Linked DNA regions of Homo sapiens: regions 1, 2 and 3 are each linked to region 4. The links are chromatin contacts, found by Hi-C or POLR2A ChIA-PET in ENCODE. All regions are on one chromosome and are shown on one strand. Each heading gives the region's core, a stretch centred on a gene start or an enhancer-like site at or near the end of the contact. The rest is flanking DNA. Distances are from core to core; before and after follow the strand shown.

Region 1 (6,884 bases), core at 1,694-4,193, 620 kb before region 4:
TCTAATGCACACTTAAAAAAGAGCTTCCTTTTCATCTCCTGAGTTATTGGGGTCCCAATTAGGGTTGTCAAGGGAAACTGCTTTCCTCCCAATTGGGAATGGCATTTCTGCTATTTCTTCTCTTTCCTTATCTGCTTTCTTCCCTTTTGGTGTATTATAGGAGATATGTTGCTAATCTCTGAAATCAGAGCTGCCTGCTTTTCAGCTGCAGTGAGGGTCTGACTTAGGAGCAACATAACATCCTTCCATCTGAGGTGAAATACCTGAGTTAAATTTTGGAAAGCTTTTTTTTTGAGACGGAGTCTCACTCTATTGCTAGGCTGGAGTTCAGTGCCGTGATCTTGGCTCACTGCAACCTCCACATCCTGGGTGCAAGCGATTCTCCTGCCTCAGCCTCCCAAGTAGCTGAGATTACAGGCACATGCCACAACGCCCAACTAATTTTTGTATTTTTAGTAGAGACGGGGTTTCACCATGTTGACCAGGATGGTCTCAATCTCTTGACCTCGTGATCTGCCCGCCTCAGCCTCCCAAAGTGTTGGGATTACAGGCGTGAGCCACTGCGCCCAGCCTGGAAAGCTTTTATATACCTATCAGGGTTGTGAGAAAATTGGCTAAGTCTCCCTTTATTACAGGCCTAAGGGGCTGTAACGAGAAGGGAACTTGAAGGGGCCCCCAAAGAAGGGGGATCTTCAGATGGCTCCTCTGGAAGTTGCTTTTCTAATTTTGGGGAATTATTTTCAGTGAGCGTGCCTGATATGATTCCTAAAAGAGCTGGGTTGATCTTACACTGCTTGCAAAGTTTCAGTAAAAATACCATGCCCTTGTGCAAAATAAAATGAGTTGCTCTTCTCTTTAATGTCCTGAGGCTAAGAAAGTTTCAGTGTTTCAGAGTGCACGCCAGAGGGGCACAAACTGAAGATAATCTGTTACCCATCTAGAAAGAAAAGCAATAAAAGTGTCCTTTTAATCTACTTTGATTCCCTATGACCCCCGACGGAGAATAACACAGTGGAGTGTCCTGTTTTCCTTCCCTGGTTCCTGGGACCCTGTTAAATGTGCCACCCACGATTGTAAGCATGGTCCCCCAAGCCATGGGAGCGGATGAACTAAGTGATGGTGTGTCCGGAATGGGTGGGTTCTTGGTCTCACTGACTTCAAAAATGAAGCCGCAGACCCTCACGGTGAGTGTTACAGCTCTTAAGGTGGCGCGTCTGGAGTTTGTTCCTTTTGATGTGCAGGTGTGTTCAGTTTTTTCTTTCTGGTGGGTTCATGGTCTGGCGGGCTCAGGAGTAAAGCTGCAGACCTTTGCGGTCACTGTTACAGCTCTTAAGGCAGCGCGTCGGGAGTTGTTCGTTCCTCCCGGTAGGCTCGTGGTCTCGCAAGCTTTCGTGGTGAGTGCTGTAATTCACAAAAGTAGTATGGACCCCAAGAGCGAAAGAACAAAGCCCCACCAAGGCAGAGAGACACCCGAGCGGGTTACTACTACCAACTCGGGCAGCCTGCTTTTATTCTCTTATCTGGCCCCCCCCCAACCACATCCTGCTGATTGGTAGAGGCGAGTGGTCTGTTTTGACAGGGCGCTGATTGGTGCGTTTACAATCCCTGAGCTAGGTACAAAGGTTCTCCTCCTCCCCATCAGATTAGTTAGATACAGAGTATCCACACAAAGGTTCTCCAAGGCCCCACCAGAGCAGCTAGATACAGAGTGTCGATTGGCGCGCTCACAACCCTGAGCTAGACACAGGGTGCTGATTGGTGTGTTTACAAACCTTGAGCTAGATACAGAGTGTCCATTGGTGTATTTGCAATCCCTGAGCTAAACATAAATTCTCCACGTCCTCACCAGACTCAGGAGCCCAGCTGGCTTCACCCAGTGGATCCCGCACCGGCGCTGCAGTCCCACGCCATGCGCTTGCACTCCTCAGCCCTTGGGCGGTCGATGGGACTGGGCGCCGTGGAGCAGGGGGCGGCGCTCGTCGGGGAGGCTCCGGCTGCACAGGAACCCACGGAGGCGGGGGAAGGCTCAGGCATGGCGGGCTGCAGTCCCAAGGCCTGCCCCGCGGGAAGGCAGCTAAGGCCCGGTGAGAAATCGAGCGCAGCGCCGGTGGGCTGGCACTGCTGGGGGACCCAGTACACCCTCCGCAGCCGCTGGCCCGGGTGCTAAGCCCCTCACTGCCCCGGGCCGGCAGGGCCGGCCGGCTGCTCCGAGTGCGGGGCCGCCAAGCCCACGCCCCCCCGGAACTCCAGCTGGCCCGCAAGCGCCGCGCGCAGCCCCGGTTCCCGCTCGCGCGTCTCCCTCCACACCTCCCTGCAAGCTGAGGGAGCGGGCTGCGGCCTTCGCCAGCCCAGAAAGGGGCTCCCACAGTGCAGCGGTGGGCTGAAGGGCTCCTCAAGTGCCGCCAAAGTGGGAGCCCAGGCAGAGGAGGCGCCGAGAGCGAGCGAGAGCTGTGAGGACTGCTAGCACGCTGTCACCTCTCAATGGGATTAACCACACTTTACCCACGCAACCTTAGCTTATCTGCCTTGTGTGATTCCCTTTGACTTCCTAAGCCTATGTGATCTACCTGGCTCCCTGAAAAATTGATCTTTGGAGAGACTGTGTTGTTTTTGGTCAAGGCTCCTTTAACAGAGGCAATGTGCTAGACTGCCTGCTATTATGGCCCATGCCAAACCATTTACCCTCAGAAAAATGGTTCTGGTTAACTTCTGAACTTAAAATCTCCCTACTAATTATACCATTTTAACAGGAAACAGATTAGATGTCTTAAAAGAGCGTAGGAACAGAATGGCCATTTTCCTGCTTATGGGACAATATCAAGACTAAAATGTGGCAGCAGACATATTACTTCTTTTTGAGACAGAGTCTCACTGTCACCCAGGCTGGAGTGCAGTGACGTAATCTCAGCTCACTGCAACCTCTGCTTCCCCGTTTTAAGCAATTCAATAGCCTCAGCCTCCTGAGCAGCTGGGACCGCAGGTGTGCACCACCACGCCCAGCTAATTTTTGTGTTTTTAGTAGAGACGGGGTTTCACCATATTGGCCAGGCTGGTCTCGAACTCCTGACCTCGTGATCCACCCGCTTTGGCCTCCCAAAGTGTTGGGATTACAGGCGTAAGCCACCATGCCCGGTCGAGGACATATTACTTCTAATTGCTGAAGGCAGAACTTTCCGGTTCACAGAAGTAGGTTAGAGCCTGATTTCTGGTGGTGCAAAAGGAAGTTCAGTGTTACCGTAAAAAATGTGGCCCCTGAAGAGGATTTCTACTTCCACTAGGTGGCGCTGTTGGCTTAGAAATACTATATGCTCACCAGCGCAGCCACAGAGAGCGGGCTTGTTGAGTTACTGCCTGCTGCGTTTGCCATCTTTCCTAGCAGACCTGTTTCACTGAACTGTAAAACTCCCTGCACTTTTCACAGAGAGAGAGTAAGAGACCGTGGATAGAGAAAGAAGGAAAATTTTGCAACAGGATAGTAAGAAGAGAGCCTTGAAATTGAAGGAGAGATTTGAGGTTGGGGCTCGCTCTATAGTCACCACTCCGATGAATGAATTCCCGGTCAATGCAACCAAAATGATAACTGCTCTGATGAATGGAAGAACAGCAGGGTCCTTGGTCTAACATCGTTTTAGATAAAGCGACATGGACACATGTAGAGTGGTTTTAAGGAGTGGAGAGTTTAATAAGCAAGAAAGAAGGAAGAAGCTTCCCAGTACAGGGACAGAGGGAGGGGGGCTCCCAGAGAGAAACCCCGTGTGTGGCAGAGTAGTTTGTTATAGCAGGAGGCTGGAGGAGGAGGTGTCTAATTTGCATAGGGCCCAGGAGATTGGTTTGACCAGGCGTGTCATTCACATAGCCCGTGAAAAACCTGGCACTCCTACCTTACTCCTTTAATATGCAAATGCAGGTCACCATGATATCCATGTTATCTGGAGGCAATCATGACACTTGGCACATGTAGTGATGAGGAGGAGAGGGTGGCACTCTTCCTGTTGGCCATGTTGGGTGGACCCAGTTTCTAATCGCCAGCATTTGCATATCAAAGCTTGCCGGCCTGGTTTTTCAAGCTGCCTTTCTGTTAGAAAAGAAATGGTTTGGGGGTTGCTTCTTATTACAGGAAAATTTCCACTGAGAACCTTTACCCTTTCTAGCGGCCTAAAAGTTATTTCTTAATAATTCCTGTATTATTTGGAGGTGTTTGGGTCATGTGGGTAGATCCCTCCTGAAGTAATGAGTTCTCACTGTTCGTTCACACAAGAGCTTGTTGTTTAAGAGTCTGGCATCTCGCTTGCTCCTACTCTCACCATGTGGCACACTGTCGCCCCTTTGCCTTCCACCATGATTGTAAGCTTCCTGAAGCCCTCATCAGAAGCAGATGCTGGCACTATGCTTCATGCACAGCCTGTAGAACTATGAGTCAACTTAACCCCTTTTCTTTATAGATTACCCAGCCTCAGGTATTCTTTTATAGTAATGCAAGCAGACTAACACAAAGCTCATTATATATTTACAGTAGAGATGGATGTTAATACATGAGCATATTTTATATGAGCCACTATAATTATTGCTATTCCTATAGGAGAAAAATTATTCAGCTGATTAGCAAACTTTCACAGAGAAAATATCTAATGGTCATTAGCTGTACTATGAACTTTAGGCTTTATTTTCTCATTCACAGTTGGAGGCTCAACAAAAATTGTATCAGCTAAATTATCATTTGATATCAACCTTCATGATAGATATTGTTGTAGTAAAGCAAAGTAAAATGAAAGTAAAGTCAAAGTAAAGCAAAGTAAAAGGCTAGAGAGTGTTGGAAGCAGTGAATCCTATTTTAGATGGACTTGCCAAGGATACTGGTAATTTTCTTTTTTTTTTGAGATGGAGTCTTTCTTTGTCATCCGGAGTGGAGTGCAGTGACTTGATCTTGGCTCACTGCAACCTCTGCCTCTGGGGTTCAAGCGATTCTCCTGCCTCAGCCTACTGAGTAGCTGGGATTATAGGCACGTGCCATCATGCCTGGCTAATTTTTGTATTTTTAGTAGAGACGGGGTTTCACCATATTGGCCAGGCTGGTCCCGCACGCCTGACCTTGTGATCTGCCCACCTCGGCCTCCCGAAGTGCTAGGATTACAGGCATGAGCCACTGCACCTGGGCGGATACTGGTAATAAAGTAAATGAGCAGGTCATGTGAAAATCTGGAGAAAGTTTATTTCAAGCAGATGGAAGAAGGTGCAGGCATTTGAAATTGGAACAAAACAAATTTGGCATTTTTTAAGGAATAAAAAATGTGGTTAGAGTGGAATAAATGAGGTGAGAAAATGTAGGAAATAGGGCCAGGGAGACAAGCAAAGGTAAGATTATGTAGGGAAGTATAGGTCATGGAAAGAAATTTGGATTTTCTTTTGAGTAAACTGGATTTTAGAAATTTGTGGTAGTGCAGGATTTATTATGTATTAACAAGAACTGGTTGCCTGCTGTATGGAAAACAGATATAGTGGGGCAAAAGTGAAGTAAGGAAGTCCAGTTAGAAATACAGCAGATATCTAGTAAAGACTAAGCTCTGATTTTTTATCTGGCCTAAATTCCTTATTAAGGGGTATGGGGAGTCATGACCCACAAACCATAAATTCTCATCAGATGGGTTTTATTTAATCCTGTATATTACGACTTACTTTCCAATCTGACTCTGGCATAACTAGAAAGAAAATAAAAATGTTTTACCCCAAAATATATTTTCTTGCCATACCTTGAAATTGCCCTGCAAAGTCCCTTGTGGGAAAAATCCACATTCTATAGAGAATCCCCTTTCCCCTTTGTTTTCCTTTCTTCCTTTCTGGATCCAGGAGATAATCAACTAAGAGCCAGGTACCCTTTTAGGTCTGATAGGAAACATTTTACAACCTGCTGTCTCTGAAGTCTGCTATCAGAGAGCTTCCTCTGCACAATAAAACTTGGTCTCCACAATTCTTTATCTTAACTTGAACATACCTTTCTTTTTTTTGAGACAGAGTCTCACTCTGTCACCCAGGCAGGAGTGCAATGACGCAATCTCGGCTCACTGCAACTTTCGCCTCCTGGGTTCAAAAGATTCTTGTGCCTCAGCCTCCCAAGTAGCTGGGGTTACAGGCACCCACCACCATGCCCAGCTAATTTTTGTATTTTTAGTAGAGACAGGGTTTCACCATGTTGGCCAGGCTGGTCTCGAACTCCTGACCTTGGGTGATCCACCTGCCTTGGCCTCCCAAAGTGCTGGGATTACAGGTGTGAGCCACCACACCCGGCCTGGACATTTCCTTTCTATTGATCCCAGCTCTTCAGATAAACTCAACCAACTGTCATACAGAAAATGTTTAAATTTACCTATAGCCTGGAAGCCCCTGCTTTGAGTTGTCCTGCCTTTCTGAACCAAACCAATGTATTTCTTAAATGTATTTGATGTGTCATGCCTTCCTAAAACATATAAAAGCAAGCTGTACCCCATCCATCCTGGGCACATGTTCTCAGGACCTCCTGAGGGCTGTGTCATGGGCCATGGTCACTCATATTTGGCTCAGAATAAATCTCTTCACATATTTTATAGAGTTTGACTATTTTCATCCATACTAGGAAATATGACTATTATCTCTACTGAAATAAAGATACAAGTGGTGAGAAGTAGTAAGATTTGGGATATATATTAAAGGTTTAGTTGACAGGATTTGTTGATGGAATAAATGTATGCTACAAAGGGAAAACTCATGACTTTTACATTTTTAGCAAGAACAACCAGATGAATGATACTGTCACTTAACTGAAATGAGGAACACAGGGCTAGGAGTGGTTTGAAAGTGAAGTCAAGAGTTCCATTTAATTATGTTAACTTTTAAAATGTTTATTAGACATA
Region 2 (7,836 bases), core at 1,015-3,514, 950 kb before region 4:
ACTAACATGGAGAAACCCCATCTCTGCTAAAAAATACAAAATTAGCCGGGCATGGTGGCGCGTGCCTGTAATCCCAGCTACGCAGGAGGCTGAGGCAGGACAATCACTTTAACTCGGGAGTTGGAGGTTATGGTGAGCCAATGGCGCCATGCACTCCAGCCTGGGCGACAGTGCAAGACTCCCATCTCAAAAAAAAAAAAAAAAATTAGCTGGGCATGGTGGTGCAAAAAAAAAATCTAGATCTTGATCCGGTTAATGTTTATGCCTGTGAATACAGATATAAATATTCACCCAACTGTAAACTCCAGATTAGTGCATTTTTATCTGCTTTATTGCATGTGCCCTTCAGTAAAGTAGAAAAAAATAAAAGACAAAAATAAAGGAAGGAAGAACTCACCCTCAATTCTATCACCACTAGAAAACAATGTTTTTTTTTTCTTGAAATGTTTGCATTCTAACCGCCCCAGCACTAAGAAGAGGTTCAGTTTTGTAATTGGAACGTCTGATGAGCATCTGATGAGTGGATCTAGAGGTTATCCCCTCATGTCGAGTTGATGATGATATTTCAGCTTCTAGACTTGAGCAAGATGACAGCAAAGGGAAGCGGAAACCCTGGGTCACTGGTTCAGGAAGACGGCCAGGTTTACATCAACGTTGCAACAAATCTGGTGGCTTTTTTTTTCGTTTCGTGTTGCTGTTTCTTTTCTTCCTCTTCATCTTTGGGTCCGTTTGCTACTTTTCTTGGATTGATTTTCCACTCTACCCCACTACACAACGTACTCTTTGGGGAGGAGGGGGGTCTTTACATTTTCTTCCACTCTCCGACTTTCCCATATTTTCTCATGTGTCTCAGTGAATTCAATGGTATGTGCTAACATTTTCTTTTATGAGTCTATTCCAGGGGCTCACATCCTGTCCCCTGCCCGAGGAGCCTTCCAGTAGCCTTTACAGCCGCATTCTCAGGCTTTCATCCACTCTTTTTGAAACAGCGCCTGTGACATTCCCACTCATTACAGCGTGCCCCTCCCATGCCTCCAGGAAATTCTCTGTTTTCCCACCGGTTTTCTACTCAGCAGCTATTCTCAGTCTAATGCGCTTCATTCACCGTCAGCCTTCCTCAGGAAGACATAAAAAAAGGGTGAAAAAGAACATTTATTTCTCAGGAAGGATTGGTCAGCTGACTAAGTTGTCTGAGGGTCTAAAAAGATGAGGGGGTAACTCAAAGCATAAATGCTTGAGGAGATGGATACCCCATTCTCCATGAGGTGATTATTTTACATTGCATGCTTGCATTAAAACATCATGGACCCCATAAATATATACACCTACTACATACTCACAAAAAAATTTTTTTAATTGTTTTTAAAGGGGAAGGGGAAGGATTAGCAGAAATACTATAGGTGAAGGGGAAACAAAAGTATGTGTCTTATTGTATGCGCCTTCCCTTTTACATTGAGTTGCTCTAGTTTCCCGGTTGTTTCTGTTTCCGTAGTGTTTGGTTCATACGTGGTACTTACGTAAATATTTCACCAACATATGAAAAAGTGAATGCGTGAGGGAGAAAACCTGTAAGTCGTGATTGAAAAATGACAGGCTAACTGCCCAAGATTCAGGATGCTGAGCTTTCTAAGATGATGAAAATTTCTGTGCGGATTGGGGTAGTGGCAACACTGGTGTGTGTGTGTGTGTGTGAGAGAGAGAGAGAGAGAGAAAAGTCGTCCACCTGCACACCTAAAAGGTTTGAATTGTATTGTGTACATTTTATACATAAAATTGACTTTAAAAAAGACTCAGCGTGCTGCTCGGGCATAATGAAGGGAGAGAGTTTGTAAACATAGGAGGCTGTGTGGAAGCGTGAAATGTGAAACGTGGAGTGTACGTGGGAAAGAAGAGCAATAAAAGGACCTGCAGCTAAAGAGGCAACGTGGTCGGGTGAGAGGAGGGGATGGGGATGGAAACTCACACAGCTGAGTGGGGCTAAAAGGGACGTTTGAGGATTACTGGCCTAGCACAAAACATCTGCCCTTAAGGCGAAACCCTCTTAAAACCTTTGGCGGCTTTCCAGAGAAGACGCCGATTCCTGAAAATTGCAAGGCTCTCCGGCGGGCTGGGAGTGGGAGGCGCTCCCGGTGTCCCCCAGCATGTGGGAGTCGGCGGGACCTGAGCCCCGCCTTCCTGCAGCGGCCGGGACGTGCCGTGTGGCACGCTACCCGCCGCGCGCGCATCCTGTCCCCCGCCCTCGGAATCCCAGCACGGGGGCCGAGCCCCGAGCTACATTCCTCCTCCTCCTTCTTCGCCACCCAAAGACTCACGCATACACACATTTTTCTTTCGTATCTGCTGTCTCAGCCTCCCTCGGGCCAATTTGGGTAAATGCGTCCAAGAGGAAGAAATAAAAATGAAAAGACTGACAGTTTAAAAGCATGTGGAGGGCTTAGAAGATAAAGACGAGTGCAAGAAAGGGAGAGCGCGGCCGGCCGCGGTGTCTCACGCCTGTCATCCTAGCACTTTGGGAGGCCGAAGAGATCGGATCACTTGAGGTCCGGAGTTCAAATCCAGCCTGGCCAACATGGTGAAACCCCGTCTCTACTAAAAATACAAAAAAATTAGCCGGACCTGGTGGCGGGCGTCTGTAATGCCAGCTACTCGGGAGGCTGAGGCGGGAGAATCGCTTGAACCCGGGAGGCGGAGGTTGCAGTGAGCCGAGATCGCGCCACTGCATTCCAGCCTGGGCAACAGACTGAGACCCTGCCTCAAAAGAAAAAAAGAAAAAAAAAAAAGGAGAGCGCGTACTGTTGCGGAAGGGGCACTGCTCGAGAAACAGAGACGAAGGGATGATTTTCAAGTAATCAAGACACCGAGAAAGACAAGATTGGGGATGGAAGAGCAGTAAGAATTAATGGAGACGTCCAAGAATTGTAGTTCGGGCGCGGTGGCTCATGCCTGTAATCCCAGCACTTTGGGAGGCTGAGGTTAGTGGATCACCTGAGGTCAGGAGTTCGAGACCAGCCTGTCCAAATGGCGAAACCCCATCTCTACTAAAAAATACAAAAATTAGCCGAGCATGGTGGCGCACGCCTGTAATCCCAGCTACTGGGGAAGCTGAGTCAGGAGAATAGCTTGAACCTGGGAGGTGGGAGGTGGAGGTTGCAGTTAACCGAGCCACTGCATTTCAGGTTAGGTGACAGAGTGAGGCTATGTCTCCAAAAAAAAAAAAAAAAAAAAAAAAAAGAAGAAGAAGAAAAGCAAATGGGTAGTTTGTTTTGCATGCTTCTTGCCAGGCAGAAAAGGTGCTTGAGAGGAGAAAGAAGTGGAAAACTGGAAAGGGGGGGAATCTAAATCAAGGACTTTATTTTCCTTACTGTTGAGTTGTAAATACAGTCCTCCTTTGACATTTATCTTCCCCTTTTTCTATGGTTTAAAAACAGGTGATTTGGCTGGGCATGGTGGCTCACACCTGTAATCCCAGCAGTTTGGGAGGCCAAGGCAGGCGGATCACTTGAGATTACGAGTTCAAAGACCAGCTTGGTCAACATGGTGAAACCCTGTCTCTACTAAAAATACAAAAATTAGCTGGGTGTGGTGGCAGGCACCTGTAGTCCCAGCTACTCGGGAGTCTAAGGCAGGAGAATCGCTTAAACCCAGGAGGTGGAGGTTGCAGTGAGCCGAGATCGCACCATTGCACTCCAGCCTGGGAGACAGAGTGAGACTCCGTCTCAAAAGCAAAACAAAACAAACAAAAAACAACGTGATTTATATATCATGGCGTTGTATTTATGTATTATGTAGTTTTTTTTCTTTTGACACAGGGTCTCACCCTGTTGCCCAGACTGGAGTGTAGCAGAGCGATCACGGCTTCACTGCAGCCTCAGACTCCTGGGTTGAAACAACCCTCCCACCTTCCTGAATACCAGCTATTGTCCCAGCTTCCTGAATACCTGGGACAATAGTTGGGACTATGGGCACAACTGTCTTGGGACTAAATTTGTATTTTATTTTATTTTATTTTTATTTTTTAGAGACGGAGTTTCGCTCTTATTGCCCAGGCTGGAGTGCAGTGGCGCGATCTAGGTTTACTGCAACCTACGCCTCCCGGGTTCAATCGATTATCCTGCCTCAGACTCCGGAGTCGCTGGGATTGCAGGCATGCACAACCACTCCTGGCTAATTTTTTTTTTTTTTTTTTTTTTTTTTGAGACGGAATCTTGCTCTGTTGCCCAGGCTGGAGTGCAGTGGCACCATCTCGGCTCACTGCAGCCTCCGCCTCCCGGGTTCAACCGATTCTCCTGCCTCACCCTCCCAAGCAGCTGGGACTACAGGCGCGTGCCAGCACGCCCAGATAATTTTTTTTTGTATTTTTAGTGGAGACGGGGTTTCACCATATTGGCCAGGCTGGTCTCAAACTTCTGACCTCGTAATCCACCCGCCTCAGCCTCCCAAAGTGCTGGGATTACAAGCGTGAGCCACGGTGCCTGGCGGCTAATTTTGTGTTTTTAGTAGAGATGGGGTTTCTCCATGTTGGTCAGGCTGTTTTGGAATTCCCGACCTCAGGTGATCGGCCCGCCTTGGCCTCCGAAAGTGCTGAGATTACAGGCGTGAGCCACCGCGGCCAGCCTGTATTTTATTTTTTGTAGAATCAGTGTTGCGCTAGGTTGCTCAGGCTGGCCTCTAACATCTAGGCTCAAGGGATCCTTCCTGCCTCTGCCTTCAGAGTAGCTAGAATTACAGACACACATCACCATGCCCAGCTTTGTTTGCTTGTTTTGAGATAGGATTGGCTGGTTTTGAACTCATGGACTCAAGCTATCCTCCTGCCTCAGCCTTCCAAAGCGGTAGGATTACAGGTGTGGACCACCGCTCCCAGCCTGTATTTTATTTTTTATGCACTTGGTAGTGCCCCTTCATGACACTTAACATAAACTTTCAGCCAGGAACAGTGGTTCCCACCTGTAATCTTTGCCCAGGTGGGAGGATTGCTTGAGCCTACAAGTTTGAGACTAGCTTGGGCAATATAGTGAGACGCCAATCTCTATCTTTAAAAAACTAAAACATTAGTCCGGGCGCAGTGGCTCACGCCTATAATTTCAGTACTTTGGAGGCCGAGGCGGGTGGATCACCTGTGAGGTCAGGAGTTTGAGACCAGCCTGGCCAACAAGATGAAACCCCGTCTCTACTAAAAATACAAAAATTAGCCAGGCGTGGTGGTGGGCATCTGTAATCCCAGCTACTCGGGAGGCTGAGGCAGGAGAATCACTGGAATCCAGGAGGTGGAAGTTGCTGTGAGCCGAGATCGCACCATTGCACTCTAGCCTGGGTGACAGAGCAAGACTCTGTCTCAAAAAAAAAATTTTTTTTCTAATAAATTTTAAAAAAACAAAACATTAAATAGGCTGGGCCTGGTGGCTCAAGCCTCTAATCTCAGCACTTTGGGAGGCTGAGATGGAAGGATCACTTGAGCTCAAGAACTCGAGTCCAGCCTGGACGATGTATCAAGACCTCATCTCTACAAATAATGTTAAAAATTATTAGTGCAGCATAAGTGGCATAGGCTTGTGGTCCCAGCTACTTGTGAGGCTGATATGGTTTGGCTCCGTTTCCCCACACAAACATCATCCCAAATTGTAACCCCCACCTGTTAAGGGAGGGTCCTGGTGGGAAGTGATTGGATCATTTGGACAGTTTCCTCCATGCTGTTCTAGTGATAATGAGTGAGTTCTAACAAGATCTGATGGTTCGGCTGGGCGCGGTGGCTCAAGCCTGTAATCCCAGCACTTTGGGAGGCCGAGGCGGGTGGATCATGAGGCCAGGAGATCGAGACCATCCTGGCTAACACGGTGAAACCCCGTCTCTACTAAAAATACAAAAAATTAGCCGGGCGTGATGGCGGGCACCTGTGGTCCCAGCTACTCGGGAGGCTGAGGCAGGAGAATGGCGTGAACCCGGGAGGCAGAGCTTGCATTGAGCCGAGATCGCGCCACTGCACTCCAGCCTGGGCGACAGAGCAAGACTCCGTCTCAAAAAAAAAAAGAAAAGAAAAAAAAAAAGATCTGATAGTTGAAAGGTGTGTGGTGGTCTCCCCCCTGCCCTCTGCCACCTCTCCTGCTGCAATGTAAGACGTGCCCTGCTTCCCATTTCACCATGATTGTAAGTTTCCTGAGGCATCCCCACCCATGTGAAACTGTGAGTCAATTAAAGCTTTTTTTTTTTTTTTCCAGAGTCTCCCTCTGTCGCCCAGGCTGGAGCGGAGTGGCGTGATCTCGGCTCACTGCAACCTCCGCCCCCGGGTTTAAGCAATTCTCCTGCCTCAGCCTCCAGAGGAGCTGTGATTACACATGCTTGCCACCACGCCCGGCTAATTTTTGTATTTTCAGTAGAGATGGGGTTTCACCACGTTAGCCAGGCTGGTCTCGAACTCCTGACCTCGTGATCAGCCCAACTCGGCCTCCCGAATTGCTAGGATTATAGGCGTGAGCCACCACACCCTACCAAGCTTTTTCCTTTATAAATTACCCAGTCACAGGTAGTTATTATTTTTTTTTTTTTGAGACAGAGTCTTGCTCTGTTGCCCAGGCTGGAGTGCCATGGTGTGATCTCAGCTACTGCAACCTCGGCTTCCTAGATTCAAGCCATTCTCCTGCCTCAGCTTCCCAAGTAGCTAGGATTACAAGCATGCGCCACCACGCCCAGCTAATTTTTGTATATTTAGTAGAGATGGAGTTTCATTCACCATGTTGGCCAGATTGGTGTTGAACTGACCTCAGGTGATCCACCCACCTTGACCTCCCAAACTGCTGGGATCATAGGCATGAGCCACTGCACTCAGCCTCACGTAGTTCTTTGTTGTTGTTGTTTTGTTGCTGTTGTTGTTTTTTCAGACGAAGTCTCACTCTTGTCCCCCAAGCTGGAGTACAATGGCGCGATCTCGGCTCACTGCAACCTCCGCCTCCCGGGTTCAAGCAATTCTCCTGCCTCAGCCTCCCGAGTAGCTGGGATTATAGGCGCCTGCCACCATGCCCGGCTAATTTTTGTATTTTAAGTAGAGACGGGGGTTTCACCATTTTGGCCAGGCTGGTCTCGAACTCCTGACCTCAGGTGATCCGCCCGCCTCGGCCTCCCAAAGTGCTGGGATTACAAGTGTGAGCCACCGTGCCCGGCCGGCCTCAGGTAGTTCTTTATAGCAGTGTGAAAATGGAGTAATAGAGAGCTGAGGCAGGAGGATCACCTGAGGCCAGGAGGTGAGGCTGCATGAGCTGTGACTGCACCACTGCACTCCAGCCTGGGTGACAAAGTGAGACCCTATCTCAAAAAAACAAAACAAAAGACATATTTATTTTAAAAATAAATAAATAAACTTTGTAGGACTTTGTTTAGACATGTTTACCATATGACATATGTGTCTTTAGAACAGCGTCCAGCATCTTGTAGAAGGACAATCATTACAAAGTTCAAGCACGTTCTGCTTTAAACACACCTATTGTGCCACACTAAAATCTGAATTTGTGAATAAATGAACTAAAACAATCATATTATAAAACTACACAGGACTTTAAAGCGTCATGTAGGATGTGACTTTTTTATTACAGGCTCCCATAATGTATTTAGAAATATGACTCAGGATCTATCCATGATAACAGTCAGTATAGGATAAACAAGTTAGTAATTTATGTTTAATAATGTATTCTATTTATTTTATTTTATTTTATTTTTTGAGCTGGAGTCTCACTCTGTTGCCCAGGCTGGAGTGCAGTGGCACGATCTCAGCTCACTGCAAGCTCCGCCTCCCGGATTCAAGCGATTCTCCTGCCTCAGCCTCCCGAGTAGCTGGGACTACAGGTG
Region 3 (7,316 bases), core at 4,413-6,912, 680 kb after region 4:
TTCTGAATTGGAACCCAGAGAATTTGACTCCCAGACTCTGGATCTTTTCACTGCTGTGATCCATCTGGGAAAGGCTAGTGATGTGGGCAAGGGGCTTATTGCCCCTTGGTGTTTGGTTGGGAGTGGTCGGATTGGTGGGTTGGGGGCACAAGGCAGCCAGATCTGGGACTCCTGTGCTTGTGACTGGACTACAAAGAGTTAAAGAACGTTGGGCCTCCTCCTCCCGCCTCCTGTGGCCTCCTCCTCCAGCTCTTCCTGTCCCGCTGTTGCAACACTGCCTCACTCTTCCCCTCCCACCTTCTCTCCCCTCCTCTCTGCTTTAATTTTCTCAGAATTCTCTGGACTGAGGCTCCAGTTCTGGCCTTTGGGGTTCAAGATCACTGGGACCAGGCCGTGATCTCTATGCCCGAGTCTCAACCCTCAACTGTCACCCCAAGGCACTTGGGACGTCCTGGACAGACCGAGTCCCGGGAAGCCCCAGCACTGCCGCTGCCACACTGCCCTGAGCCCAAATGGGGGAGTGAGAGGCCATAGCTGTCTGGCATGGGCCTCTCCACCGTGCCTGACCTGCTGCTGCCACTGGTGAGACCAGGGACAAAGGGAAGAGTGGGCTGGTGGGCGAGGCACCTTCCGGCTGGCGTGGGCCCTCTCCGGGAGGGGGCCGAGCCTCTCCTGCCCGGGCCTGGTCCTGGCGCCAGCCTCAGGCCTGCAGGTCCTAACCTCAGCCACTGCCAGTGTGGGGTTCCCCATTCATCCGCCTTTTGGAGTAGGGGCTGCGCTGAGGCAGGGGAATGGGAGAAGTTTGAAAGGGAGAGAGTAAAAGGAAGCCCTGGCCCCTGACAGCGGTGGAAGTTTGTGGGCGGCCAAGGGAATGTGGGCAGGAGATAGGCCCAGGGTGGGGCAGATTTGGCGGGGAAAAGAAGGGAGTGGGAGTAGGAAGATTAGTGCTCGGGGAGTCCAGACGGTTCTGAATTCTGTCCCTCCGGTCAGCTGGCTGGCCTGGAGGGTGTTGGGCCGTGGGGAGGCGAGGCTGCCTGTGGAACTTGGTGGAGCACACCCTGTAGGGCAGGATTTTGGCGGCTGGTGAAGTGGGGGAGTGAGTTGAGGAGTGGGGATGGGCTGGTGTGGTGGGTTTGGGATGCTCATGGTGGGAGGTATTTGAGAATGGGCTGGGACACTGGATGGGGCAGGGCAACCCAGTGGACAGTGTCCCCAGTGCCCTGGCCAAGCCCCGGCCTCTCACCTGGGGACATTCTTTACCCTTTTGCCTGCTGCTAGGCAGGTAGCCGCTGTGGGACTGAGCCTTCCCAGGGAGCTAGTCCTACCCCCACCTGGTCAGTGTCCCTGGGCCTGTCCTCCAGCTTCCCCTCCCCGCTGCTTCTCACAGACCTAAACAACAATCCCTTGGTTTCTTATTCTACAGTTCAGTTTGGGGAAGTTGGTAGAAAGTTGTTTTCGTCACTGGAAAATGTCCCTTTCTCTGGCCTCAGCCTTGTTTCAATGTATCCTTGATCGTCCTCCACGTCTTGGTCCGGGAATCATCCTGTTCAGATGTCCTGGGCCCATCTAGTCAGGCAGATTTTCCCTGCCCTGCCCGGCCTCTGAAGGCTGCGCCTACCTCCCCTCTCTTTAGTGCCTTATACTCTTCCTCTCCTACCATTCCTTTCTTCCAGCAATCTCCCCAGACTCTCCTCAGACTTCTCAGAGCCTCTTTTTTTGAAATCTTTTCTCGCTAATCCTCCTTCCCCTCCTCTCTGCTCCGCTCTGGTCCCGGCCCCAGGTCCCCAGGCAGCACGTCTCTGGTCAGGGTCTCACTCTTCTTCTTCTGCCTCCTCCTGCCTCCTTAGTCCCACCCGCTCTTCCCTTCTTCCCACTGTCCTTCCCCCACGGTCTCCCCACCAGCCAGCTGCCCTGACATCCTGCTTCTGTTTTCTGTTTGGGGGCGGCCCCTGGCTCCCTCACATACCTCCTGCATGAACAAGAGCAGCTTATATAACCTAACCTTCCATGCCTTCGTTTCTTTATCTCCAAAATGGGTGTCACAGTCTTGACCTCATACTGTTGTTTTGAAGATTGAATAGACTGATACATGTTAAGTGTTCATTTGATTTATTAAGTGTGCGCTCTGGGCTAGACACTGTGATAGGTGCTGGGATTACAGCAGAGAACAAAATCCCTGCCCACAGCTTTGACAGTCCATCAGGGGAATAGGTTGTAGCAAATAGAAAGCACTCAATAAAGTTTTTATATTGCTGTGACTAGTAGTAATTACTGGGTGGCTACCTGTGTTGGGAAAACAGAGGGTAAAGGTAGCCTGAACAGGTAAAGGGAAGTGCCTGCGTCCTGGGGTGCTTCAGCCCAGGTGGGATTATGTCTCCTAAGGGACAGAAGCCTGGCCTGGAGCTGGAGGAAAGGGAAAACAAAGGGAATGCAACATCCTTCTGAATTTCTCACCATTCAGTGGGCAATGCAGAGCTCACAGTGTGTGTGTGTGTGTGTGTGTGTGTGTGTGTGTGAGAGAGAGAGAGAGAGAGAGAGAGAAGTGGGGTAGGGGAGTAGGGAAGAATGATACAGGAGAGACTGTGGCAAAGCAAACAGGATTTTGCTGCTCTCAAAGAGCTTACAGCCTAGTAACCAAGATGGCTTACAGTGAAAAATGATTTCAGAGCAATCCCGAGGAAAATATCCACAAATGCATTGTGATGTGGTGTCCTGGAGCACCAGTTGGGAGGAGGAGGAACTGGGGAAGGAGGTGAGCCTTAGTCCACTGCCTTTCCTTGCTTAGCAGGTCTCAGCTCCTGCGCTCAGCTCCAGAAAATTCAGGAGCTTCCCCACGCTGCTTCAGTGTCCTTCACTGTGCAACTGCAGCACTCCCTGTATAGATCTCAGTGCCTACAACTGACTGTCTTTGACTCAAGTGAGAGCTCTTGAGAGCACGAGCTGTGTATTATCCACCTCAGCATCCCTAGCACCCATACGGGACCTGTCACATTAACTGTGCCCCTTAACTATTTGCTGAAGGAATTAAGGAACAAGAGATGTGTCAGATGGGATGGCGGAGGGAAAGCCTCATAGAAAAGTGGATGTGGAGCTGACATCTGAAGTCACTGCCTGTCAGGGTAGCTATAAAGGAGGGAAGCAGAGTTGGATACTGATGTGAGGAAGAGGAGAGGAATGGAGAGATGGGATTTTGTGTTGATGGGCAGGGTGGCAGGAAGCCAGACACCTTGGTTCGGGAGTGGAAAAACCATGTTGAGAAACACTAAGAAATGTGAATGGGAGAATTAGAGGGAGTGGGGGAGAGGATGGAGGAAGAGTGTTGAATATGGTTCCAGGTGGAGGAATTCATTCATTCGTTTATTCAGAAGCTGTTCTCCTAGGGCACATTCTGTGCCCAGACTGTGATTAGAAGTGAGGTGAGGCATCTCAGATGGGTGCTGTGGTTCATGCCTGTAATTCCAGCACTTCAGGAGGCCGAGGTGTGTGGATTGCTTGAGTCCAGGAGTTCGAGACCAGCCTGGGCAACACAGCAAAACCCTGTCTCTACAAAAAATACAAAGATTAGCGGGGCATGGTGGGGCGTGCTTGTCATCCCAGCTATTCGGGAGACTGAGCTCGGGAGGACGGCTTGGGCCCAGGAGGTGGAGGTTGTAGTGAGCCCTGACCACACCACTACATTCCGTCCTGGTGGTGAAGGTTGCAGTGAGCTATGATTGTGCCACTGCACTTCACCCTGGGTGACAGAGTGAGACCCTGTTTCAAAAAAAAAAAAAAAAAAGTAGTGAGGCATCTGTGGAAGTCTTCAGATCATTTCCATGACCATGGAAATGCTGTTTGGAGCCAGGCCCTGGAGATGGAGAGGAAGGTTCACACACTTGTGCGTGCAAGTTAAAGCCTGAATGAAGATTTAAAAAGTGTGTAGGACGGATGGGAGCAGGAGAGAGGCTAGAAGACACTTGCAATAACCCAGGTGTGAGGCAACCCAGGAATGCGGAGAGGACCGAGAGATCACAGGGGGAGGCCTCGCAAGATGAACTGACACATGGGATGGCGGCAGGGATAGGGATGGGGCCCTGGGGAGAGAGCGTGGCAAGTTCTCAGCATTCGTCCGGGAAGTCGATGGTGTGTCATTTGTCTAGGTGAGGAGATGGATGAATTCCGTCTGGGGCATGTTAAGGGTCAGGGAAATGGTCATGTGGAAGGGTGCGCCTACCAAGCTGGAGGAGAGGTGCTGCAACTTCTTTCTGCCTTTGTATCATTCAGACACACTGTGTTCACTCATCAGTGGTTCTCAAAAGGAGAGGAGCACACCAGACTCTTAAGTAAGGGTGTGTGTGCTTGTGTGTGGGGAGGTGGGGGGATGGTCTGAAAACTCTCCCCCGGAGATAAATATATTCCTACCAGGGGTGCTGTCTCCTCACCTCCCTCTTTGGGAATCACTGGCTTCTACTAGAGTGGAAGACAGATGTATCATTAGATCGATCAGTTGATCCATATTTATCTGCTCCCAGTCTGGAGGTCTGGTTCTGGGAGCTGAGAGGACACCAGGGGAGGATAAGACACTTTCTGACCAAGACATTTTTTGATCTCTCATCTTATAAGGTTCGTGGTCACTTTGGGGAGATCATATCTGTCACCCAACATAACCATATTATGATAAGAGCCAAAAGTAGATAGGGTCAGTTCACGTGCTTCGAGTTCACAGGGACTATGGGTCTAAGGAGCCGGGGTGGAGGAAACAGACATCGTCAATGGTGGCTTCACGGGAGGGAGATGGGATCTCAACTGGGCCCTTGGAGGAGAAGCTGCCACGACCTCCCCCAACACCTTGACATTAAATGAACAGACACATGAATGAGGGGGAAAGGAAGACTAATTGGGTCCCTGCAAGGTGGCTGGATCGGGGTCAGACCACAAGGCCGATCTCAGCGTCGCCTCCCCACTCTGCAGCCCCAGCACAGGAAGTCACACTTTAAAGCCTCCTCTGGCGGAAATTGTGGGGGAGTTGGAGGGGTGTTGGGCCACCCCCTCAACTGTCTCTCCACAGGCACCCCAGCTTCCTGCCCTTCTGCTCCAGGCTGGAGTCTGGGCCTAAAGAGCTCACCTCCTGTTTCTCCTGTTTTGCTTCATTTACGCAACTGCTGAGGACTGGGCTTACTGGGGCCAGCTGGTGCCAGCAGTGGTGCCCAGTGGTGGGGAGTCTGAGGGCCCTGGCTCCTAGGGATCAGAGAGGGCTGACCTGGAGCATTCTGGGGGCCAGGGGAAGCCTAGGAAGCAGGGCTGGTTCTTCCATCCGGCATCCCTTCTTGCCTGCTCCCTCGTTCCTGGAAGTGGGTGTTCAGGGCTCTGGAGGCTTTCCTGTATTGCCAGTGGGCTTGGGGAGGGTCTGTGGAGACTCAGAACTGGCCTTGTTTCCTAAGGATTGTCTGGGGACCCCAGGGAGGCCCCCAAACCCAGCACAACTGGTCAGAACCAGCCAGGCTGTGGGAATGCGGTGAACCCAGGGTGGGAGGGCAGCCTTGGCTTGCTTCCTGCTGGGACTGGGGAGTGTTGGGGGATGGAGTGAGAGCTCACGGAATGGGTTTAGCTGTTGGAGACTTGTTGAACTGGGAGGAGGAGCTGGGGCGGGGCCTCAGCTAAAGGCCGCTGAGGGGCTAGGAGGAGCCAAGTGGCCCTCAGGGAAGGGAGGGCACAGACCTGATGGGCGGAAGCCAGGGTCGAGGGAGACTTCCCTTCGGGATGGAATGGGGAGAGGGAGGCATTTCCCGGAACATGTGGGCCAAGTGGGACAAGGGTCTGTGGCCTGGCTCTTTGCATGGGGAGGGGATGGATGGGGGTTGAGTGGGGATGGGAAGGAGGGACTTGGCCATAGGAAGAAGGGATTAGATGGAGTCCCACTTGCATGCAGGCTGGTGCCTTCTGCCTTTCTGCTGACTCATGACCCTTGAGGAGCTGGGGAAGCTGCTAGTTCCCTCTCCCCTCCCTAGGTCTCCCTCCCTCTGGCCTGAGTCACTGGGGCGGAGTTGCTGGGAAAAGATTTCCCTTTCCCGGATCTGACTTAACCCCCAGAGTGCTGGAAAGAGAAGGGAACACGTGGCCTGAGAAAGCCTCTCTCCCTCCCTCCCTCCAGGGAGGCTCATCCCCCACTGGCCAGAGGTCCCTGAAAAGCTCCCTTTAAGGCTGTCTGGGGCTGGCGTCCCCCAGTTCTTCATCATGACTCTGCCTCAAGCCCCCTGGATGGGATTCAAAGTACCAGTGACCTTAGGTGCTCCAGTGGCTTCTTCGGGGAAAGGAACCACACTTTCAGGACTGGGAAGTTCTTCCCATCACCACCCCAAACCCTTCCTGTTGCCCTGGAAGCCCCAGTCCTGTTCTCAGCAGAGGTGGCACGGTGTTGGCTGGTGCGGGCAGGGGAAGGTTGTTGTCCTCTGAGCAGGGGCACACGCCTCCACCTGCGGGGGCTGCTGTTGTGTTTCTGTGTGTGGCTTCCCCTGTTTGCGGCTGAGGCTTGAACTTCCGGGCCTGCACAGCTTACAGCTGCAGCGTCTCCCCGTGGCTGACTCAGGGTGACTGGCCTCCTGCTCCGAAATGTGGAGTTGGTGAGGCTGGGTGGCTGTGGGCTGCCTGACCCTCCTTCCCTGCCCTAGGGTTTCTGTGATCTGGTGAGTCAGTTGCTCCCCAGTGTTTAACAGACATTGAGGACACCCTCTTATCTTTACACAAAGTGTCTCTTATAGTAGAAAAAAAAAATGAAGCCCAGGGAAAACCAGAAATGAAGCTGGCAGAGATCAAAGTCCAAGTTAGAGCTAAATATTCACTCCTGGCTTTGCTTTCCTGGCACTGATGCCGGAACAGGACAAGCCATTTAGCTGCTGTGGGGTTGGCCTGAGACTGCAAAGCACACCTTCCAGAATGCCATGGTGTGCAGGGGGCTCCAGGACTCCCCAGCACGCCCTCAGCTCTGACCTGACAGTCATCCAAGCTGGGTCGCTAGCCTTGGCCAGCTCTATTTGCCTATGTCCTGCACACCTTTGCCCACTCCTGCCCCCGTCTCAACTTTGTCCCCCGTCTACCCATGCAGGATCCCCAACCTTTCCCTTTTACTCTCCTCCCCATTTGTCCTTGCCAACCCCGGGTGTTTGTAAATTTTGAGGTGGAGGGGATGGGCCAGGGAATGTGAGGGCGGAGGCAGATTGAGGTTTGATACAAACATGTAAATAAACTTCCTTCTTCTGTCCACTCCCCAGGAGTGGTGCTCACGGGAACATCACTCGCCCCCACCGCCAGCTGACTTTTTCAGAAAGCTTTTCATGGTG
Region 4 (6,834 bases), core at 1,306-3,805:
CAAGCCATCGCATCCCCTGTGACTTGCACATATACAACCAGATGGCCTGAAGTAACTGAAGATCCACAAAAGAAGTAAAAATAGCCTTAACTGATGACATTCCACCATTGTGATTTGTTCCTGCCCTACCCTAACTGATCAATGTACTTTGTAATCTCCCCCACCCTTAAGAAGGTACTTTGTAATCCCCCCACCCTTAAGAAGGTTCTTTGTAATTCTCCCCACCCTTGAGAATGTACTTTGTGAGATCCACCCCTGCCCACAAAACATTGCTCTTAACTTCACCGCCTATCCCAAAACCTATAAGAACTAATGATAATCCACCACCCTTTGCTGACTCTCTTTTCGGACTCAGCCCGCCTGCACCCAGGGAAATAAACAGCCTTGTTGCTCACACAGAGCCTGTCTGGTGGTCTCTTCACACGGACGCACATGAAACTCCATCTCCCGGGTTCAAGTGATTCTCGTGCCTCAGCCTCCCAAGTAGCTGGGATTACAGGAGCCGGCCATCACGCCTGGCTAATTTTTTTGTATTTTTAGTAGAGACAGGGTTCCACCATGTTGGCCAGGCTGGTCTCTAACTCATGACCTCAGGTGATCCACCCGTCTCAGCCTCCCAAATTGCTGGGATTACAGGCCTATATATATAATTTTTGTTTTTTTTTGCAAGACAGAGTCTCGCTCTGTCTTTCAGGTTGGAGCGCAGTGTCATGATCACGACTCACTACAGCCTCAACCTCCCAGGCTCAAGTGATCCTCCCACCTTAGCTTCCTGAGTAGCTGGGACTACAGGCATGTTCCACCATGCTCATCTAAATTTTATTTTATTTTTTTTGTAGAGACAGGGTCTATGTTGCCCAGGCTGGTCTCCAACTCCTGGGCTCAAGCAATCTTCCCACCTCAACCTCCCTAAGTACTAGGATTACAGGCATGAACCACTGTGCCCGGCCAATATAAGGCATGCAAAACTATACTAATTTTCCTTTCTGGATATATGCTGTATGTAAAGTATTAAAATAGGCATGGGATTGATAAATACCAAAGTCAGCAAAGTGGTGACCTCTGAGAAAGGAAGGAGGGAAATGCCCTCAGGAAGGGATATACCGGCTTTTCAAATGTATAGGTGATGTTTGTTTCTTAACCTGGAGAAGTTATATTATCCTCTACTTTTCCGTGTGAATGAAATATTTTGTTTTTTAAAATCTTGCCCAAAATGGGAGTAGGGGTAGGGAATTTGACAGACCTAGGTTTAAATTCTGTCTGCCGCTTACTTGTAAAGGAACTTACCCAGTTTCTTAATTTCTCCAAGCCTCTGTGTCTGTAAGAGGACATCATCATAATAAATATTCTATTGCGCAGCCAAAGCAAGTGAAATAATACGGATGAAAGTGCTTTATAAAGTGCAAGTGCTACAGAAGTATAAGCTGTAATTTTACAAGAATGCGCCACAAATTATTGTAACTAAGAGTTATTGCAAGAAACTCTTAGCATTCCTTTGTTACATACTCTCACAGAACCTTGACCCTTTCCTTCAGAGCACTTACCTTCTCTTGCAATAACACGTTAATTGATGCTATTATTTGTGCATCCTCCCACTCCGTGGCTCTGGGCTCCTGATTCTATTCCCAAGCCCAGCACAGTCCCTGGCATATGGTAAGTGCTCGACAGATTTTTTTTTTTTTTTTTTTGGCGTAATCTTAACAGGATTACCTGTAGGAAGTGAGAATGAAAAGCAGGGAGGGGAAACAGGACTCTTCTGTTTTACATTTCTATACTGTTATAACTTTTATCATAAACATGTATTACTCAGTGCAAAATTATTTGAATTTTTAATTAAAATAATAAGTGTTAAATAGGCATATCTTAATTTCATCGCCTCTAGGGGGAAGGTCATGTTTTACTACAGGAAACTGCATGGAAAAGGGATCCATGAAATAAAAGGAGCAGACAATGTCTGTTCCTGGGGCACTGGGCTTTCCGCTGAACCTCCGGGAGTGAAGGCGACGAGTCTAACAACCTAAGAATTTAAGAACGGGCCGGGAGGCGCCGTTAGGGGGCGCGCGAAAGGCGGCGCGGGCGTTCCCGCCTCCCCGTTACATGCCCCAGTAACCCCAGCGCCGGCGACCGGGAGTAACCTCGCGCGCGGGCGGCCCCCCCGCGTCCAGACTCTCGCCTGCTCCCGCCTCAGCCAATGGGAAGGCAGCGAACCGGCCGGCCGGACGGTCGCCCCGGAGGGCTCCTCCTGGGAGCATTTCGAACGGAGTTGAACTGTCGCCGGGCCACGGGCTCAGACCTTTCCAATGGCAGCTCTGGGTCCCGACGCCAAGCCCCGCCCAGCCCTGAGCCTCCCCGTGTGCATTCTCGGCAGGAGTCACCTTTGCCTTACAAACCTTCAGACCCGCCCTCTTCCTACCTTGCCGCGCTAGGCCCCGCCCTCTGCGCAGGTCGGCCAATAACGGGGTGAGCTGGCGCCGCGGGGCGGGCCTCCAGCCAATGCGCACGCCGTGGGCGGGCCCCGAGCCGGAATTGGGGGTGAAGCGATAGCGTTTTGCCCGCATTCGGGGCGCGCGGAGCTGGGGGGTCCCTGTGGGGCTCCCGGAGTTAAGATGGCGTCCTCAGCGGAGGGGGACGAGGGGACTGTGGTGGCGCTGGCGGGGGTTCTGCAGTCGGGTTTCCAGGAGCTGAGCCTTAACAAGTTGGCGACGTCCCTGGGCGCGTCAGAACAGGCGCTGCGGCTGATCATCTCCATCTTCCTGGGTAAGGACCCTCCTGCCTCCCTCCGCCCCTCGCGGAGTCCCCGGGGAGTAGGGGAGGAATGGGGACAGGACCTCCCTCTCTTCCCGGAGCCACCCGGGAGGGCTGTGCCGGGTGCGGGTGTGAATCCTGAAGCACACCAACAGCTACTGAGGGAAGACAGAAGTCCTGTCTCGAGTCTGGGGCGCTGTGCCCTCTGAACCTCTTCATCTTTCTCTTCAACCCCTGCCATGCCCTCTGGCCTCTCAGTCGGGCCCCCGCCCTCTTGTGCCAGGCTCTACCCTTGCTCCCACGACCTGTCTTTATTTGTCGCTCTGTTGAGTTCCACTGTCTGGCCATGTGTCCTGCTCTGTCATTAATAACCACCCCGCACACGCGCGCATCTCATCGGTAGGCATAGGGCCCCTAACTTTAGCCCTTTCGGCCTTTTCAGCCCCATATTCCATATTTCATATTCTGAGCGCCTGTTTTGCTTATTGCCAGCTTATATTATACTTTCGTCTCTTTTCTGTCCCAGTCCTACTATTTTCTTTTTATACCATGTTGCTTTTTTTATTTTCCAAGCCACCTACCTGTCATTTACCCTGGAATATCATTTTAATGCTGGACTTGGGAAACAGGACTAACAACCTCCTTAAAATCGATCCATACTATTCCAAGCGTTTATTACACGTGTGGTTCAAAGGATGTGGTGTATCTGAATTTATGCCACAACAAGCTGTATTACAACTGGTTTATAGGCTTTTTTACCGCATCCTCACTCCATGGTTTAATACATGGAGGTAGCATAGTACAATGGAAAAAAGTATGGGTTTTGAAGGCAAACAAATCAGATCCAGCCTTGTTGCTGCTCACAAACTGAAGGACCCTACGCAGGCCGCAAAACCCTCTGGGCCTAATTTCCTTATCTATGAAATGAGGACAACAGTGCCTACCACATAGGATTGCCATAAAGTCCTGTAGAAGGGCCAAGATTGGGAAGTACCTGTACATATATATACATAAAATTTAAGCAGTTGGAACGTTTTATGAAGGTTATAGAACTTTAGGAGCGGGTGAGTGGGAAGGATTAAGCAAAAGCTGTAAGTGGTGATAAGGAAACAGGACTGGGGCTAGAGCAGAGGGTTAGAGGTCTGAACCATGAGAAGTTTGAGATAAAGTTGGGCAGGTGTGGAAAGCCTTAAATGCCAGAGAGAAGTTTGGCGTTTATCCAGTATTCAGTAGAAACACTGATATATAATATCACCAGAGGGTGTTAACCCAATCTAGATAATGGGATAGGCATTAATTCATATTTAAACAACCTTGCCTAATAGCATTGTTACTTTCCTATTACATATCAAACCAAGATCTTCCTTTCTTCCAAATAAAGATCACCTTTTTCTTCCTCTGTGGAATCGTAAGATTTTAAAGATGGAATGGAACTGGGGTTGTGCAGTTTGCTCAGTGTCACCCAGACATCATCCAAATTTATCAGCACCCTAGTCTAGGCTTATTTGCACTACACCAGCTTTGAACTTCCTACTCTTTCATCCTTGTTTCTGACCCAGTTATTTTTGACATTGTAATTAGCAATTAGTGTTTACATTTGACAGGACGCAGCGGCTTATGCTTATAATCGTAACACTTTGGGAGGCCAAGGTGGGAGGAACGCTTGAGGCCAGCCTGGGCAACATTTTATTTGTCTCTACAAAAAATTAGGCCAGGCGCAGGGGCACATGCCTGTAATCCTGGCATTTTGGGAGGCCAAGGTGGGCAGATCGCTTGAGGTCAGGAGTTTGAGACCAGCCTGGCCAACATGGTGAAACCCCATCTCTCCTAAAAGTATAAAAATTAGCTGGGCATGGTGGTGGGCACCTGTAATCCCAGCTACTTGGGAGGCTGAGGCAGGAGAATCACTTGAACCCTGGAGGTGAAGGTTGTAGTGAGCCAAGTTAGCTCTACTGCACTCCAGCCTGGGTGACAGAGCAAGACTCTGTCTCCAAAAAAAAAAAAAAAATTAATAAAAAAATGAGCTGGGCGTGGTGGCTCATGCCATGCCTGTGGTCCCAGCTACTCCCGAGATTGAGGTGGGAGGATCACTTGGGCCTGGAAGTTTGAGGCTACAGTGAGCCGTGGCACCACTGCACTCCAGCCTGAAGGATAGAGCAAGACCCTGTCTCAAAAAAAAAAAAAAATTGTATTACATTCATTAGTTAGGAAACTGTTGGTTTCTCAACAATAAATTCAGAATGTAACACAAGTAGCAACCAGTTATAAGGGGCAATCTGTTAAATGGAGTTAGGGCTGGAATTAGGACTTGGAATTCAACTTTTGTTTGTTGACATAAAGAATTCAACTTTTGTTTGTTGACATAATCACATATTGCCTGTGCACTCCTGCTGGGCTATTGCTGTGTACTGTCACGGGGCATACAGATGACTAGGAAATTGTTTTCTCCATATCCCACTCCTCTTCTCTCATCTTCTCTCATTACCACCAATCATCAAAGTAATAAACACTTGGTGTAATGCATCTACCACACTCCCGAGCCCCCTTGCTCATTCTACCATTTCCCACACCCTGCCTTCCTATCTCACATACCCTGTTGCCTTCAGTAATTCATAGTATTTCTCATTTTTAGATCAACTTGGGGCTTCAACTTGCCTCCTATCAGGTATAGCTCATCATGTGGACGGGTAGGATTGTATTCCTAGTAGGCACAGTTTAAATACATACATATAAATATAAATTGATTAAGCTTGATGTGTGCGTGGTAGGAGTGCATTTTGGTTGTAAATATGTTTCCCTTACAAAGGTTATTACCATTTCTGTGTATTGTAACCTAGAAACCAGTAGCCTTTCAGCAGTGGAGTTCCTGGTTCTTGAACCCAGCTCTCTCAGGGAACTGGGATACTGGAGGAAATCCTTGCTGGAGGTACCAAGAAAGCCTGTAGTCCAAAATGATTTCTGGTTCACTTTCCACTGATTAGATTAATTCAGGTTAAAAACACCTCCCTAAATGCAAATACCCCAAGGGAAGAGTTAGGTATATCATTCACATTTTCAAGTGTACGTTTTAATCAGATAGTCTAATTACTATTTTCTTAACATCTTACTTTTTTTACTTCAGTTCTGTGTGCTGATCTTGGGGTGGAATGCAGAGCATTAAAGCACTGGCTTTTAAACCTTTTTGACTAAGATCCATCGTAAGAAATATGTTTTACATTGTGACCCAGAACACACAGACTTGTATGTGTATACACGTATTTGAAACAAGTTTCAGGAAAGAATACTTGCCCTTAATAATAACTCACTAAGTTGATTTCATGACTTGTTAATGAGTTACAACAGTTTGAAAAATCTTGAGTTAGAGGCTGCAATTTTTTTTTTTTTTTTTTTTTTGAGACGGAGTCTCGCTCTGTCACCCACACTGGAGTGCAGTGGCTCGATGTCGGCTCATTGCAACCTCCGCCTCCCAGGTTCAAGCAGTTCTCCTCCTCAGCCTCCTGAGTAGCTAGGACTATGGTGCACGCCATCATACCCGGCTAATTTTTGTGTTTTTAGTAGAGACGGGGTTTCACCATGTTGGCTAGGATGGTCTCAATCTACTGACGTCGTGATCCACCTGCCTCGGCCTCCCAAAGTGCTGGAATTACAGGCGTGAAATTACAGGCATGAGCCACCGCGCCCAGCCGAGGCTGCAATTTTTAATATTCAATACTTCAAAGAAAAAGTAAGCTTATGTGGACTGCTGCACTGGAGTATTTTGAGCAGTCAGAAGACTGTAAAAGGAGTGTGTTTATGTTTGTGTGGTGTATGCTTGCAAGGAGTTTGATGGAAGGATGCTGAAGAGGAATTTTGCCATGAGCCCTGGTGCTGGCAAATACTACCAGAAAACATCTCCCCTTCAACAGCTTGGATCTCATCACTCCTTAATGTAACTAATACCATGAATTGCTCATATAAATTCAGTAACATGCACCTACTACAGGTAAAGCAGTATTCTTAACCCTGCAAGGGCAGGAGCAGTGGGTGTAGTATGAGTCAGGAGCCCTGCACTCAAAGGTATTATGGTCTGTTAGGGTATAGGAAATGGGC

The links. Hi-C counts contacts between places; a loop is a spot of excess contacts on that map. ChIA-PET counts read pairs that join two places held with the same protein, here RNA polymerase II (POLR2A). Pooled maps may share reads with other maps.
Region 1: a loop to region 4 is called in a pooled map, with 13 times the contacts of the local background. The contact joins the enhancer-like site here to the promoter of LPCAT3 in region 4. A Hi-C loop is called at or near these places in 1 of 37 single-sample maps with no recorded cell type and 9 of 50 pooled maps. POLR2A ChIA-PET finds 5 or more read pairs at or near these places in 1 of 52 experiments (activated naive CD8-positive, alpha-beta T cell).
Region 2: a loop to region 4 is called in a pooled map, with 5 times the contacts of the local background. The contact joins the enhancer-like site here to the promoter of LPCAT3 in region 4. A Hi-C loop is called at or near these places in 7 of 50 pooled maps. POLR2A ChIA-PET finds 5 or more read pairs at or near these places in 2 of 52 experiments (AG04450 and activated T-cell).
Region 3: a pooled map shows a loop between it and region 4 (6-fold over the local background). The contact joins the enhancer-like site here to the promoter of LPCAT3 in region 4. A Hi-C loop is called at or near these places in 5 of 50 pooled maps.

Annotation. Positions count from the first base shown.
Region 1 is chr12:7,635,255-7,642,138 of GRCh38, reverse strand. No RefSeq gene overlaps it. Among named protein-coding and RNA genes, the nearest start is that of APOBEC1, 27 kb to the left of the region's middle. RefSeq lists silencers at 2,007-2,106, 3,188-3,317 and an enhancer at 3,759-4,293. Within about 2 kb of position 2,943, at least 8 of the 41 ENCODE cell types and tissues checked have a DNase peak (open chromatin) inside an H3K27ac peak, as active enhancers do.
Region 2 is chr12:7,965,184-7,973,019 of GRCh38, reverse strand. It overlaps LOC124902871 (a long non-coding RNA gene), which reads left to right and starts at 5,999. Exons shown (of 2, transcript XR_007063198.1): 1 at 5,999-7,833. RefSeq lists enhancers at 1,530-2,243, 3,669-4,381, 4,382-5,094. Within about 2 kb of position 2,264, at least 38 of the 41 ENCODE cell types and tissues checked have a DNase peak (open chromatin) inside an H3K27ac peak, as active enhancers do.
Region 3 is chr12:6,335,042-6,342,357 of GRCh38, reverse strand. TNFRSF1A (TNF receptor superfamily member 1A) reads left to right here and starts at 282. Exons shown (of 10, transcript NM_001065.4): 1 at 282-582. The coding sequence starts at 544. RefSeq lists enhancers at 380-479, 5,038-5,087, 4,861-5,155, 5,148-5,237, 4,554-5,423 and 1 more. Within about 2 kb of position 5,662, at least 40 of the 41 ENCODE cell types and tissues checked have a DNase peak (open chromatin) inside an H3K27ac peak, as active enhancers do.
Region 4 is chr12:7,014,197-7,021,030 of GRCh38, reverse strand. It overlaps LPCAT3 (lysophosphatidylcholine acyltransferase 3), which reads left to right and starts at 2,555. Exons shown (of 13, transcript NM_005768.6): 1 at 2,555-2,757. The coding sequence starts at 2,607. RefSeq lists a silencer at 1,945-2,204.